Linked DNA regions of Homo sapiens: region 1 is linked to region 2. Evidence: read pairs that join two places in POLR2A ChIA-PET (ENCODE). Cell type or tissue: Panc1. All regions are shown on one strand. Links, peaks and the distances in the headings refer to the core of each region. The heading gives the core; the rest is flanking DNA. Region 1 has its middle 88 kb from the start of LINC01121. Region 2 holds the start of LOC107985809 (a long non-coding RNA gene).

What was found. ChIA-PET counts read pairs that join two places held together with the same protein. Peaks named below come from ENCODE experiments on the same cell type or tissue, not always from the same donor. Only the 100,000 strongest peaks of a DNase experiment are listed, where the experiment ranks them.
Region 1: POLR2A ChIA-PET joins it to region 2 with 18 read pairs; 2 of 35 experiments call an interaction of 5 or more read pairs at or near these places.

The regions. Positions count from the first base shown.
Region 1 is chr2:45,339,154-45,346,035 of GRCh38, reverse strand. No RefSeq gene overlaps it. Among named protein-coding and RNA genes, the nearest start is that of LINC01121, 88 kb to the right of the region's middle. RefSeq lists enhancers at 1,165-1,982, 1,983-2,801. In Panc1, for the core only: no CTCF peak of the experiment used is centred there; no DNase peak of the experiment used is centred there.
Region 2 is chr2:45,137,311-45,144,192 of GRCh38, reverse strand. LOC107985809 (a long non-coding RNA gene) reads left to right here and starts at 863. Exons shown (of 3, transcript XR_001739190.2): 1 at 863-990. In Panc1, for the core only: no CTCF peak of the experiment used is centred there; no DNase peak of the experiment used is centred there.

The DNA.
Region 1 (6,882 bases), core at 1,855-4,354, 200 kb before region 2:
CCACACAGCCCCTGGGAGACTGGAAACCTTGCAGCCCAGTCACCTGGGAGGCATTTAACATCTCTTTAACAGAAACAGAAGCTTCAAGCAATAGACAAATTTACTGACAGAATCCGTACCGATTATGGGGCACAAATGGAGCCTGGCAGCTCTGGAATATCTGCCTCTGTTTAGAGGACTCCAGCCAGGACAGCAGTGGTGCCTGGGGAGAAAATGACATTGGAATCTGGCCAGCCCCAGGCTTCCCCATCTACTTCCCTCCAGCAGCACTCGTTGCCCCCCTGGGGCATGCAGCTGTGGCAATCCTCTCCTGGGAGCAGTTACTGGACACTGACTTTCCTTAAGTCTCTATTGCAAAGAATAAGCTTTTTCTATGGAGATTCAGGGAGTCTACCTTGGGATGGTAGGCAGGAATGAGAAGTACCTTCTTGCAAGAAAGCCTGTCCCCCTCAATGTGAAGATCTGCCTGGAGAGCCGGCGGGAAGCATTCACCCAGCCTCCACCCCATCCCCACCCCAAGGCCATTCACAGCAACTGCAGGGAAGTGAGGGAGTCACAGCTTCATTAAATCACCTCCCTGCGACCCACAGGGTGTGATAAATGGAGTGTGTGTGTATGTGTGTGTGTTGGGGGGCAATTTTCTCTGTAGGAAATGGGGATGGCCATTCTAAACTTACTATAATAATAGTTGGCATTTATCGTGCACTTACTATGTGCCAGGCACTGTTCTAAGCACTTTACATATATCAACTCATTTAATCCTCATAATGACCCTATGAAGTAGATATTATAATACTAACCCCAAGTTACAGATGAACAGACTGAGGCACAGCTGACAAGGGAGGCTGTCCTCAACTACTGTGCTCCTGTCTGTGGACCGTGGACACTAGTCTGAACATTTACCAGTGACGCGAGTGGCCCATAGGAGTCAAACTCCCTTTATCAGCACAGACAGTCAAGATGATGTGAGAAGGAAAGATGCTGATGGGGAGAATTCTCATAAGGGAAAAGGATTAAGGAAGTGGATAAATTCATTCGTTCAGTCAATTCATTTTTATTGAGCAACTACTATGCACCAGTTACAGTCTCTGAGTTCGTGGAGAAGAACAAATCAACAAAGAAGTTTAAAAATTGCAAGTGGTGATCGATCCCATGGAGGTAGCAAATGGGACCAAGATAGAGAATGACAGGGCTGGAGGGAGAAACCCACGTTAGAGAGGGCATCGGGGAATGTCTCTCTTAGGTGACATGGAAGCAGGGGCTAGTGTGAGCCATGTGGGGAGCAGTGGGAAGGGCTTCCTGGGAGGGCTGTCATTGCAAAGGTGCTGGGGGAAACAGGCTTGGTGGACTGAGAACCTGAAAGACCAGGATGGCCAGCCAACTGTGAGTGGGAGAAAGGCTGCATGGTGAGGCCGGAGGGTGGGGGCACACAGAGCAAGGGGTTGGGAGAGGGGGACTTTTGATTTGGTTCCGAGAGCAATAAAAATGTATTGAAGAAGCTTGAAAGCTTCCCAGAGGAGAGTGACATAAAAGAACCTTGGCCTTTGTGAGGAGAACGACTGGAGAGCAAAGGAGCAGGCAAGGCCAGGGAGGCAGGAAGCTGCAGCAGCAGCATGCCTGGGGCCACGGGGTGCTGAAGAAGACCCTGGGGCCCGGGAGCAGCAAAGGAGAGAGCAAGCCACTCCTGAACATGTGGCAGCTGCTGGGCGAGGCGGTGTTTCCTCTAGAAGGACAGCATCTCCAAGGGGTGTTGCCAAGATGGACAGCGGACAAAAGGCCTGGAGTTGCCTCGCAGTTACTAGTAGGCTCCGATGCCATGCCCCTAAGGGATGGAGAAAGGAGAGTGGCGTGTGATGGTGGCTTCAGGAAAGGCCAGAACTCTGGTGCCTGGGGGAGAAAGGGACATCAGAATCTGGGCGGGAAGTGACCAGAAGGACAAGGAGGGTGCCATTCCCTCCACAGACATACCCTGAGCCCCGACCATGCTGCTGGCTCTTGGGCAGCAGGAGAGGGCTTCATGGCTGTGACCTTGGAGGTGGGCCCAGAAGGCTGAGTAGGGATCTGCAGGTGGAAGACAGGTAGGAGGCCTTCCAGGCGGAGCCCTGTGGAGTACAGCGCTGCTTTTCAGAGCCCAGGAGATAGTCACTGTGGCTGCAAGCCCCAGGACTGGGAGGAAGGAGGCCAGGCTGGGAACGGATTGTCAAAGGCTAGAGGGGGGAGTTTTCCCCCAGCAGAGCCCTGAGCCAGGCCACCCACCATGAACAGTCACACAAATGGGGCGGGATCTCAGCCTGGCCTCTTGGCGTGTCAACTCCGTGCCTTCCCTGACCACATGCCCAGGGCAGATCGCTCCGCACGCGCCCCCACAGCCTGCTGGTGGCCACCTCATGTGCTATGCGTCCAGGAAGAGAATCAGTTGCAGCGGATCTAAATGTTAATAAAAACGAAATCCCTGAGCAGTCACTGAAATTAGTCCGGGTATGATTGAAATGCTAAGGCAGGTCTTGTTATTTTTATGAAGCCGTGAATAATATAAGTATCCAATTGATAAAATGTTATTAAAGCTGACAGCCCTTAAGTGATCTAAGTGGTAAATATTGAAATGAGGTCTCTGCAACACTGTGCCCGGGCCTGCGGCGGTAATAAGCATTGAACAATGATTCTGGGGGCTCTGGGGGGCTGCAGAGCTTGGGGGAAGCAAAAACACTCTTCCTCCTAAATAATTAAAGCAGGATTCCAGGGACTGATCGCAGGTTCTTGTAGTGGTTTGTTAATGTCCAAAGGAGCTGGCTTCAGGCAAAACCTCTGCTGGGCTATCCCTCCCTAACCTGGGGTGGGCAGGCAGTGGAGGGGGCTGGCTCCGCTCCCCACGGCCCCCAAGGATCCTGCACCGAGCAAGCTGCATATTTCAGCCTTTATTTATAATATAAACAGACTGGTACAGCCTGAGGGCAGCTAATAGTTGATGAGCAGTGGGGGGCTCCACGTGGGTTAGAGATTTTATTAGCACTGCCTTGGAAAAAAGCCACCATGGAGAGAAATTTAAAATGTGGTGTCCTCCTGATAATTAGATCACTGAAGATGCTGCAGGGAGCATCTTTCTTTACCCTACTCTTAGAAAAAGAAGCCAGAGGCTCTCCAAAAGCTTTCATCTAGCTCATCCTTAGCTATAGCTGGAGTGCTGGGGTGACTTGACCCTCCCTGAGTTGGGCCAGGTGATGAGTGAAGTTGTGCTCAGTCCCTTCTAGGGCTTAGGGATTATGGCCAGAGAAAGTATACTTTAAGCTGATCTGTGGGAGACAAGGAGGTGGGGATATGGATAGAGCCCCTTGTGACTCCTACAATGACAGAAGGGCCAGCAGAGGTGACTGAGCCACAGACTTTGGTCCCAGCCCAGCTGTGTCAGGCACCTTCCAGAACCTGTCTTTAAGGGGTGTGAAGAAAGGGTCAGGAGGCCTCTCTGGTCCTGGGAGCCCTGCTGGGTGTGGTGATAGTGCCTGGATGTCAGGGTTTGGGGCTGGATGGGGAGATCCCACGCTTTAATCCATGCTTCATAATTCCAGGACATACATGCCAAGAGCTTGGGGCCTTTATGTTGAAAAAGTCTCCTTGGCCCAGTGACCCAGAGTTGAGGAGACTGACCTAGGTCTGCAGTGTCTCCTGGGTGGCATCAAGCTGCCTGATATGGTTTGGCTCTGTGTCACCACCCAAATCTCATCTGAAATTGTAATCCCCATAATCTCCACATGTTGAGGGAGGGACCTCATGGAAGGTGACTGGATCATGGGGCAGTTTCCCCCATGCTGCTCTTGTGATAGTGAGGGAGTTCTCACGAGATCTGATCGTTTTATAAATGGCGGATCCCCCCTGGGCTTAACACACTCACTCTCACCTGCTGCCATATAAGATGTGCCTGTTCTCCTTCCGCCATGATTGTAAGTTTCCTGAGGCCTCCCCAGCCATGTGGAATTGCCAGTCAATTACACCTCTTTTCTTTAAACATTACCCAGTCTTGGGCAGCTCTTTATAGCAGTGTGAGAACAGACTAATACACTGCCCTTTTTGGAACAAACTTCTTGAGGATAGAGTGAGGACAGATGAGTCCAGTTATTTACCAAGGTCCTCCAGGCTTCTAGGTGAAAACTGGCAGAAGCCGTCATGGTACAAGAATTGTTTACATAATGATTTTCACTTATAAGATTATTTACTTTTTTCAAAATCTATTTTATAGGTAAGGAAACTGAGGCTCAGAGAAGTTAAGTAACATTAAGTAACGTGTCCAAGTGATACAGCAACATGGAGTCCTTGCTCTAAAAACCCATACTTCTGACTTTAGGCACAGGGAAGAAATGATTCTAAAACATTAAAGCTCCTGTCTCCAGTCTTGATTTTGCCCTTCATTTCCAACAAACTGCTGCTTTTGTAGCATCTTCAGGGTCTTACCTTAAACAAGTTGAGTGGGCTCTCTCAAGCAATTCTGTGGACTGACTCTGCTTTCTGCAAAGCCTTGGAGGAGAAGCTCTGTTGGGAGCTGGCTGTGTCCTGCCTATCTCCCATCACAGTCAGGCCCTGCCCTTCCTCTGTGTTCTCCGTGTGCTGCTCACAGCTGCCATTTACAACTTCCATGAAGATAGAAATTGCTCCTCCCCCAGCCTTGGGCTCTCCACCTCCAGACAATGAAACGCCATTGCACGTATCAATCAGCAGTAACACCTCCTTACATCAGCCCAGGTCTTTTGGGCTCATCATCACACTTAGGCTCACTACAACCCTGTGAGTGGGCAGGGCAGGTTTCCCCAGGTTACAGTTGGGGAAACTGAGGTTTAGAGCAATGGATGTGAACTTAGCCTTGTTAATCAAAGTTTCCTGGTGCAAAAACATCCTTTCTGCCCTGACTCCCTGATGGCCGATGCTGCCAGAGGTAAAAGGCAGCCTGGACTCTTGCTGAGTTGGCAGTGGACCTCAGAAAGCCAGATTCTCTCTGCAGGAGATGAGCATTCTGCTGTGGGTAATCTAATGGAGTGGGACTTGCCTTACCAGCCATTTTTGACATCTGAAAGGAAAGATCGTGGAATATTTTTAAGGAACAGATGGAAGAGCCCTTGGGGATAGGCAGTGGCTTTGAGTGTAGCTCAGGAATAGGGAGCAGTTGGCAAATACACTAAAGAATATTTAAACTAGCGCAAGCTTCAAGTAGCCCACTTGTGTGTCTCAGAGCCTCTTTGGGCCTCTGTAAACAGCAAATCGATTGAGCGTCAGACTGTTTTCATAGCTGTCCTGCACACTGGGAATATTAGATGAAGCAAACCTTTTATTTAGTTCCTGACAGGTAATTAAATTTGCCTCTGCATTGGTTTGTGATCCAGCCAAGGAGCCAGGAGTAGCATTCTGAATGGCTGCAGCTATTTGCTGGAATATTACAACTTAATTTTGCCTCTCAGGTTGTAAGTAGAGATCTTGATTCAGTGGAAAGTTTGACTCAGGCTTGGGGCTCCAGGTTGGAGATTTCATTTTTTCCAGCAGGAGTTTGCTCTCCATCTCAAACATATGAGAGCCCCGTTTCCACATTTTTTCCAGAGTGGCAAACTGTGGGAAAAACTGAACGTTACAAAGTAAAGAAAAACAGCAACTGGCAATAGCAAGGGAAGGAATCCGATGCTGTCCAAAAGACCTGTTTCTTTGGGAATCAGGGTTTATTTCAGTAACAGAAAGTAGTTTTGGATTCTGTGTTCACTGCAAATGCCAAAAAGAGCACCATGGCTCTGAGAATTTTTACAAAGAGCTTGTGAGATTAGGGAGTGCAGGAAGGGCCTGATAGATGTAGCTTTCCTTAAAGTCCAAATGCAGTCTTGGGGATAGTTCTCCATAATCCACCGTAGCCTCTTCCCCGTGCACCGCACCTGGACTCCACGGGTGGCGCAGCAGCCTTGAGCAGCCGAGCAGCTCCGCAGCTCCTCTCCTTCCTGGTATGGGGGGCCAAACTTGCTCCTTGTTCAGCAAATGCCTGGTTCGAAGGATGGAAGAGAGGAGCTACCAGGTTGCGGCACCAAAGTAGAATCACAGAAACCTCATCGTTGAAAGGGACATTGAAGATCTTCACATCTTACCCTCTGCCCTAATCCGTAATTCTATCTACAGCCTCACAGCAAGGGCTTGTCCACACTATGTCTGAATACCTCCAGTGACAAGAAATGCACTATCCACCAAGGCAGCCTTTGTATCTCTACATAGCCTTGTTCTTCCCTTTACAACCTGAGGTGGGTCTCCCTTTAGCTTCTTCCCTGTGGTCCTTCCTTGGAACCATATGGAAAAGCTCGATTGCTCTTCCACCTGGCACATGTAAATAATGCTCAATAACTGCTGTCTATGAGTATGATTTCTGAGCCCCATGAACCCAAGCTCCCTGTGTACCGCTTGCCCCTTCATTTTGCAGCTCACCCTCAAGCACGATATGGTTTGGCAGTCTGGTTCTGCTGCCTGGAGTTTTCTGATGCATTAGTAATACCACTATTAAGTTTCTCAGAACAGGAGTGGAGCCCATTGCAGCACTCCCTCCTGCCGCCACAGTGGCATGCACTCCGTGCTCACAGAGGGAAAGGCTCTGAAAGCCATAGGCAGAGGCAGCTCGGTCTTTCTTTTCCCAAACCAGTGCAGGTGGAGGATCCTGGAGCTTCAAGAAGCATTCCCTCAGGAGCAAACAGAGCCTGCAGTTCTGGGCTGAGAGGACAGGGATGGGGGAGTTGGCCTGACACTGGACTTGCTAGCTATTCATGTAATGGTGCCTCCAGAATCCTGAGCTCTAGCCTCAGGGCTGAGTTGGGCTAGGGTGGGTCATGGAAGGCTATCCCCAAGATTGAGTTTGGACTTCCGGTTGGGCTGTTT
Region 2 (6,882 bases), core at 1,936-4,435:
AAAATTTTCTACCATTTAACTTCTACCTCTACAAAACTGTTAATTTGAGTCAACAGACAGACAATCAAAGGAGCATTCCCCTATTGGGTCAGAGAATCCCTAGATGGTCCACTCAGTTACATGCAGTGCCCACTCGAAGGACACCCAGTCATCTCTTTTGCCAATTTTCAAGTCTAGGACAATTTTTCCTGACACTTAAACTAAATATACAACAGTTCAAACAAACAAACAACTCTTCTTTTTCAAGTAGAGCTTTCACCCACCGCCTGTACTAGAATGAGAATTCAGGAGTAGCTCCCCTGCCTATTCAGCCTCTATTGAGAATGCGTGGAATATCAGCAGATTCTTTCTTTGATCATGGCTCTTTGGGTAGCCCCATGGGCTATCCCTCTGTCTATCCTGAGGAACCAAGTCATTACTGTCTATGGAGTCTCTTCACTTTAATCCTTTGTCTCCTAATCCTTGCGTCCAACAGCCTCTCCCTAGCTCTGATAAATGTTGTCAGCCTTTCACTTCCATCTCATTCTTTTCTGAGTGGGTTGGGGCCTTTAGCTCCTAGAGGTGGAACACCTGCAAGACAACCTGAGCATCATTTCGCTAAAGAGCTCTAATTGTCCTCTTCCTTGAGTTGCATTACCAAGGGCCCTTTCGACAGTGTGTACCAGGTTCCAAGGTGGGAAGGGATGGAAGCAGCCTATGGAGAGTAGAAAAACCCCATCCCATCATAATGGACTTTCATTTCCAGAACCCACCCCCACACTCATGCTGTCTACTACAGCACAATGTATGCCTATGACTTAGGAGGATTTAGCACTCTGTGAGGCTAAACTTCTATTTCTTCTCTCTCCACGCAGGCAAAGCTGTTTGCATATTAGCCCTGAAGCTTGTGCAGTGAGGCAGGATAGAGGAATGGGAACAGCTGGAGCCAGAGAGACCTGCTGGGAATCTGGGCTCAGCCACTTTTGACCTGCATGGTTTCTTGCAAGTCAGGTAAAACTTCTCAGGACATTAACTTCTTCAGATTACTTACCTGCAAAGGGCACTGCAAGGATGATCAATCAATCGTGTGTGTAAATTGCCAGGCATATCCTTCATGCTCAATACATGATAATTACTATTATTATGAGAAGAGAGAGTTCAATGAGAGCCAGGATAGTCTGTAAGTGACAGGGCTTCAACTAGGCAGTGAAGAAAAAGCAAAGAGTAGAGATGCAAAAGGAAAATGGGGCCAGGTATGGTGGCTCACCCCTGTAATCCCAACACTTTGGGAGGCAGGAGGATTGCTTGAGGTCAGGAGTTCAAGGCCAGCCTGGGCAACACAGTGAGACCTCATCTCTACAAAAAATCAACAGATTACCTGGGTATGGTGGTGCATGCCTGTAGTCATGACTACTCAGAAGGCTGAGATGGGAGGATTGCTTGAGCCTAGGAGATTGAGGCTGCAGTGAGCCGTATTTGCATCACTACACTCCAGCCTGGGCGACATAGTGAGATCCTGTCTGAAAAAATAAATAAATAAATAAATAAATAAATAAATAAATAAAAGAAGGAAAATGGGATGAGGGAGGACATTCCAGACAGGGGGCATCCCATGAGCACAGGCAGGTAAGCAGGAATGAACATGCCCCCTCCAGAGGATGAGTGAGAGAGATAAATGGGATTAAAGGTGGGGCAGACAGAAAGCTGGGGTGAGGGACTTGAAATTGAGGCAGCAGAAGGGATCGGTGGAAGGTTCTGGAGTTCATGTAGGTCTTGTGTTCTACAGTTGAGTCCCCTTCTAGGCTGTGTGCCCACAGTGTAAATACCAGCATCTATAAAACACCTCCTGTTATTCTCACTTCCTCCTCCACCAGACAGGGGTCCGGTCAAGTCCTGATGCTCTTTGGTGTAGAGCTGCCCTCCAGCAGCCAGTCTCCTTGCAACTCCTCTAGGGGAATTTAGGTCATAGTACTATTTCATGGTATTTCTGGGAAGATAGTAAGGCCAAATGAGGCTTATTTCACCAAACTTTGAAAGTTTGAGCCAAAGCTGTCACCATAATTGCTGCTGTGTAACACAAACCTGAACCTATACTCTGTCACCATTTCCACGAACACCTAATAGAAGTGGCCTCCAAGAAAACAGAAATCTATGAAATTATTAGTTTTGACCATCAAATTTGCATTTGTGCTAACACTGAATAACCACTCAGCCACAGATCAAGTTTAAAAAACCATGAAGGTGCCTATGATGTGCTCCCTACATATCAGGTGGAGATCATGAATCTGATGGCAATAAATTCTTAAATAGAGAAAGTGCTTGCAAATTTGACATCAGAAACAGTGTACGTGTTCAGCAGGCTTTATGGGTGAATTTCTATTTCTGAGAACTATTTTATGTCCCAGCACTTCCTGAAACAATATCAGAGTAGGTGATTTAAAAGATAGCAATGTCAACTTTCAAGCAGATTCGCGCAAGAAAAGGGAGTGCATTTTATATTTTTCTTTGGTGCTCTCTTAATAGTGTTGATAGTGTGAAAACATTCTGATGAAAACAGATAACCTAAGTCAATACTGCAAATATTTTTGCCATTGCTATTTAGCCTACACTGTGGCACTTTGCACATGAACATGTGACACTGGGCAGTCATTCTCATGTTGCACTTGTAGTATATTTTATTTATCTCAATAGATTATGATCTCATTGAAAGAGATAAATGTTTTCGGTTTCCTTTTAATCCCCCCTGTTAGTACCCTATACAAGGTCCTTCATCTACTCTGTATGTTGTTAATTAATGGATGCTCTTCGTTGGGAGGGATGCTCTCAAAACAAAATGCAAGGCCAGGTGCGGTGGCTACGCCTGTAATCCCAGCACTTTGTGAGGCCGAGGCGGGTGGATCACCTGAGGTCAGGAGTTTGAGACCAGCGTGGGCAACATGGCGAAACCCCATCTCTACTAAAAATACAAAAATTAGCCGGGCATGGTGGCACGTGCCTGTAATCCCAGCTACTCAGGAGGCTGAGGCACAAGAATCACTTGAACCTAGGAGGCGGAGGTTGCAGTGAGCCAAGATTACGCCACTGCACTCCAACCTGCATGACAGACTGAGACTCCATCTCAAACACAGCCAAACAAACAAAAAAAACAAAAAGCAAAGCCAAAAGCATCTTGAACAACATGGGCATTTAGGAGCTCACGTGACAAGAAGCGGAGGGGCAGGGCAAGAGCAGGAGTGGGCACTGCAGAGACTTGGTACAACATTAAAGACCCAGGCTCTTGCCATTTCCCTGCTCCATCATCCTCAGTGTGTGCATTTTCTTAGTCACCATGCTCCACACCCAAGTGCAGGAATTGCCGTTTCCCCTTGCTGTTCTTTCAAAGAGGGAAATCTTTCCCAGAAGCCCCAAGACTACTTCCCCCCAGGTCCCATTGACCAGGACTGGGTCACATGTCCAAGCCCAGACTGCTGCATGGAACCTTCATGATGGGAGGTAGGCACTATTCACCAAGAAGCAATGGAGGGGGTGATACTGGAGAGGCCACCAAAAGTCTGCTCCTTTTTCTGTATGTAGAGGATATCTCTAATTTGAGATGAGTGTTAACAGTGGAGAAAACAAAGTTCAGAAGTAGTGGGGTGGGTGGAGGTGGGGTATAGGTTGGCAATTATGGATACTGAGTGCCTTGTTTGAAGAAAATCCCCCAACCCCTCCAAGCCTGAAAACTTTAAGTCATGAAGAAAGTAGTAGAGAATTGGCCGGGCGTGGTGCACAGTGGCTCATGCCTGTAATCCCAGCATTCTGGGAGGCCGAGGTGGGAGGATCACTTGAGGTCAGGAGTTCGAGAACAGCCTGGCCAACATGGCAAAACCCTATCTTTACTAAAAATACAAAAATTAGCCGGGCATGGTGGTGGCGTCTGTAGTCCCAGCTACTCAGGAGGCTGAGGTGGGAGGATTACTTGAACCTGGGAGGCGGAGGTTGCAGTGAACCAAGATTGTGCCACTGCACTCCAGCCTGGGTGACAGAGTTAGACCCTGTCTCAAAAAAAAAAAAAAAAAAAAAGAAAGTAGTAGAGTATCAAGTTGGTCCTGTAGCAAGTTCTGTTTACTACTCAGTTCCGTAAATTGGCTAAAACCATGGAGACGGCTGCGATTGTCGTGGTCACCCCTGAGACACTGGCTGCTGTGCATATGTGTTCCATTACCTGCCCCGTCCGTAAAGACATGAAGTACTTTGCAGCTAATCTTCCTTACAGATGAAATGAGTACTGGTAAGCTATTAGCAAAGATAAAGAGCAAATGATAATTTGTTGACATATGCTGTTATGTAATTGTGTCACATTAAAATGGGATAGAATGGTTAGTGATCTGATAAAGCCACCAGCTGAAAAACGAAACCTCTCTTCTTCAGTGGGTGCCTGTGACATCAAGGCACTGATCAGGACAGAAGGTATTTGAAACTCTGGAAAAAGGAAATCTAAGTTATCTCTAAGTAACTTAAATCAATGAAATACTATCATATCTATTAATATATTTCACATATATGGTACACATGTGAAATATATGTGGTATATATGTGAAATATTAATATATAAGATATACAACATTGACATTTAACACATGACATGTATAACAATGTATCACATATGTATTACATAGAATAAAGTAGTATTTCAATTTATAACAAATTACTTTCTTTGTTATGCCTCCTTTATGTAAGTTAGATATATCAGTTTATGTTATCAAAGTAACACCTGTACAATAATTCCAGTAATGTAGGTTGATGGGTTTGACACACAGAAATCACTTCAGGAAATGTATTGCCACAAAGGGAATGGAAGGGAATAGAATGAGAAGGGAATAGAAGTATCTACATACAGCAAAAGGACATTATGTTTCCAGGCACCCGCAAACAGGAGGCTCATCTCCCTGTCTTATCTGGCTTTTCTGGGACATCACCCTCAAAAGCAGAGTTTTCTTAGGTGTTATGCACTCACGACAGACTAAATCCTTAGGAAAACCTTGGTGCCTCTGTGGGGAACTTCACAAAGCTGTTAAATGTTTATTCCTCTTAAAGTATTTGGCAAAAGTCGACACCTGAATTCCAGCCAGCAGGGTCTGCCTTGAGGAGCTAAGGATGAATGGGTCTCAGGAAGAGCAGATTTTCCCAGGCCCTGGTCACTCACCACCCTCTAGCCCAGCTCGTAAGGCCCAAAGTACTTAGCATAAGAGAGTGACCTCTTGGCCTCCGTTCCTCCCTTCCTCTTCTGTTCTGTAAACTGAGCACCTTCATATGGCCCAGAGGCTGAGGGGCAGAGATGAAAGGCAAGGTGTGGACCCTGCTCTCATCTCAAAGAGCTCAGAGGAGACACACAAAACACTCACGAGCTCAATGCTGTTGGGCAAATGGAACTGAGCATAAGTATCCTCTTCCCCTCCCCGTTCTTGGACACAGTAAAAGTTTGAAGGTCTTGGGTTTCCCTGGGTGTTCGTTCTCCCATTGGGGTGCACCCCATTCTTGTTTCAAACCAGAACACTCTCAGGGGGCAAAGAAGCTGCCCCTGAGGGTAAAGATTGAGAAAAAAAAAAAAGCCCTGCCATTCTCAGAATGTAGAGTTCCCCGGGGCAACAGTGAAGTAAATATTGTCATGGCGAGGTTGATTCCTCCTGCGCACACCCAGTGTAGAGTTGCAGGCAGGTCTTAGTCACGCATCACGACAATGGGGTGGGATAAACACAGACTGTGTTGAACATTTCCAGCCGGGGGTGGTGGGCTTCCCCTGAGGGCACAGACACAGGTCCTGCCAGCAAGCCTTCTTCCCACGCTGCTGTTAGCCTGATGCCTCCCTTCCTCCTCTGTCCCTGAGTCCCAGGTGCACTGAGGAGTTCAGATGTATGAGTGGTGAGTTGATGTGCCATGCCCAAGCTAGGAGGAGCTCCTGGATTTGTTGCAGGGCCAGCTTCATGGACATGAAGCCTGGGCAGTACAAGGCCCCGCCCTCAGATGGGCCTGCACTTGGCTTAATGCTCTACAGTCATCATCTTAAAATTCTGAACAATTTTTGGTCAAGGAGCTTCACAGTTTCATTTTGCACCAGGTGCCACAGATTATGCAGCTGGCCTGATTTGCTGTGTGGTTAGTCCTTAAAGAGGTTGGGCTCATATGCAGAAAATTGGGAATGGATCCCTTCCTTATGCCAGTTAACACAAGATGGATTAAAGACTTAAATGTAAAATGCAAAATTATTAAAACCCCGGAAGACAACCTAGGCAATACCATTTAGGACATAGGCATGGGCAAAGATTTCATGACAAAGACATGTAAAGCAATTGCAACAAAAGCAAAAACTGACAAATGGGATCTAATTAAAGTAAAGAGCATCTGCACAGCAAAAGAAACTATCATCAGAGTAAACAGACAATCTACAGAATGGGAGAAAATTTTTGCAAACGATGCATCTGACAAAGGTCTAATATCCAGCCTCTATAAGTAACTTAAAGAAATTTACAAGAAAAAACAAACAACCCCATTCAAAAGTGGGCAAAAAACACAAACAGACACTTCTCAACAGAAGACATACATGTGACCAACAATCATATGAAAGAAAGCTCAACATCACTGATCATTAGAGAAATGGAAATCAAAACCACAATGAGATACCATATCATACCACTTAGAATGGCTACTATTTAAAAAGTCAATAACTAACGGATACTGGCAAGGTTGTGGAGAAAAAGGAATGCTTATACATTGTTGGTGGGAATGTAAATTAGTTCAACTATTGTGGAAGACAGTGTGGCGACTCCTCAAAGACCTAAAGACAGAAATACCATTCGACCCAGCAATCCCATTATTGGGTATATACCCAAGGGAATATAAATCATTTTATTGTAAAGACACATG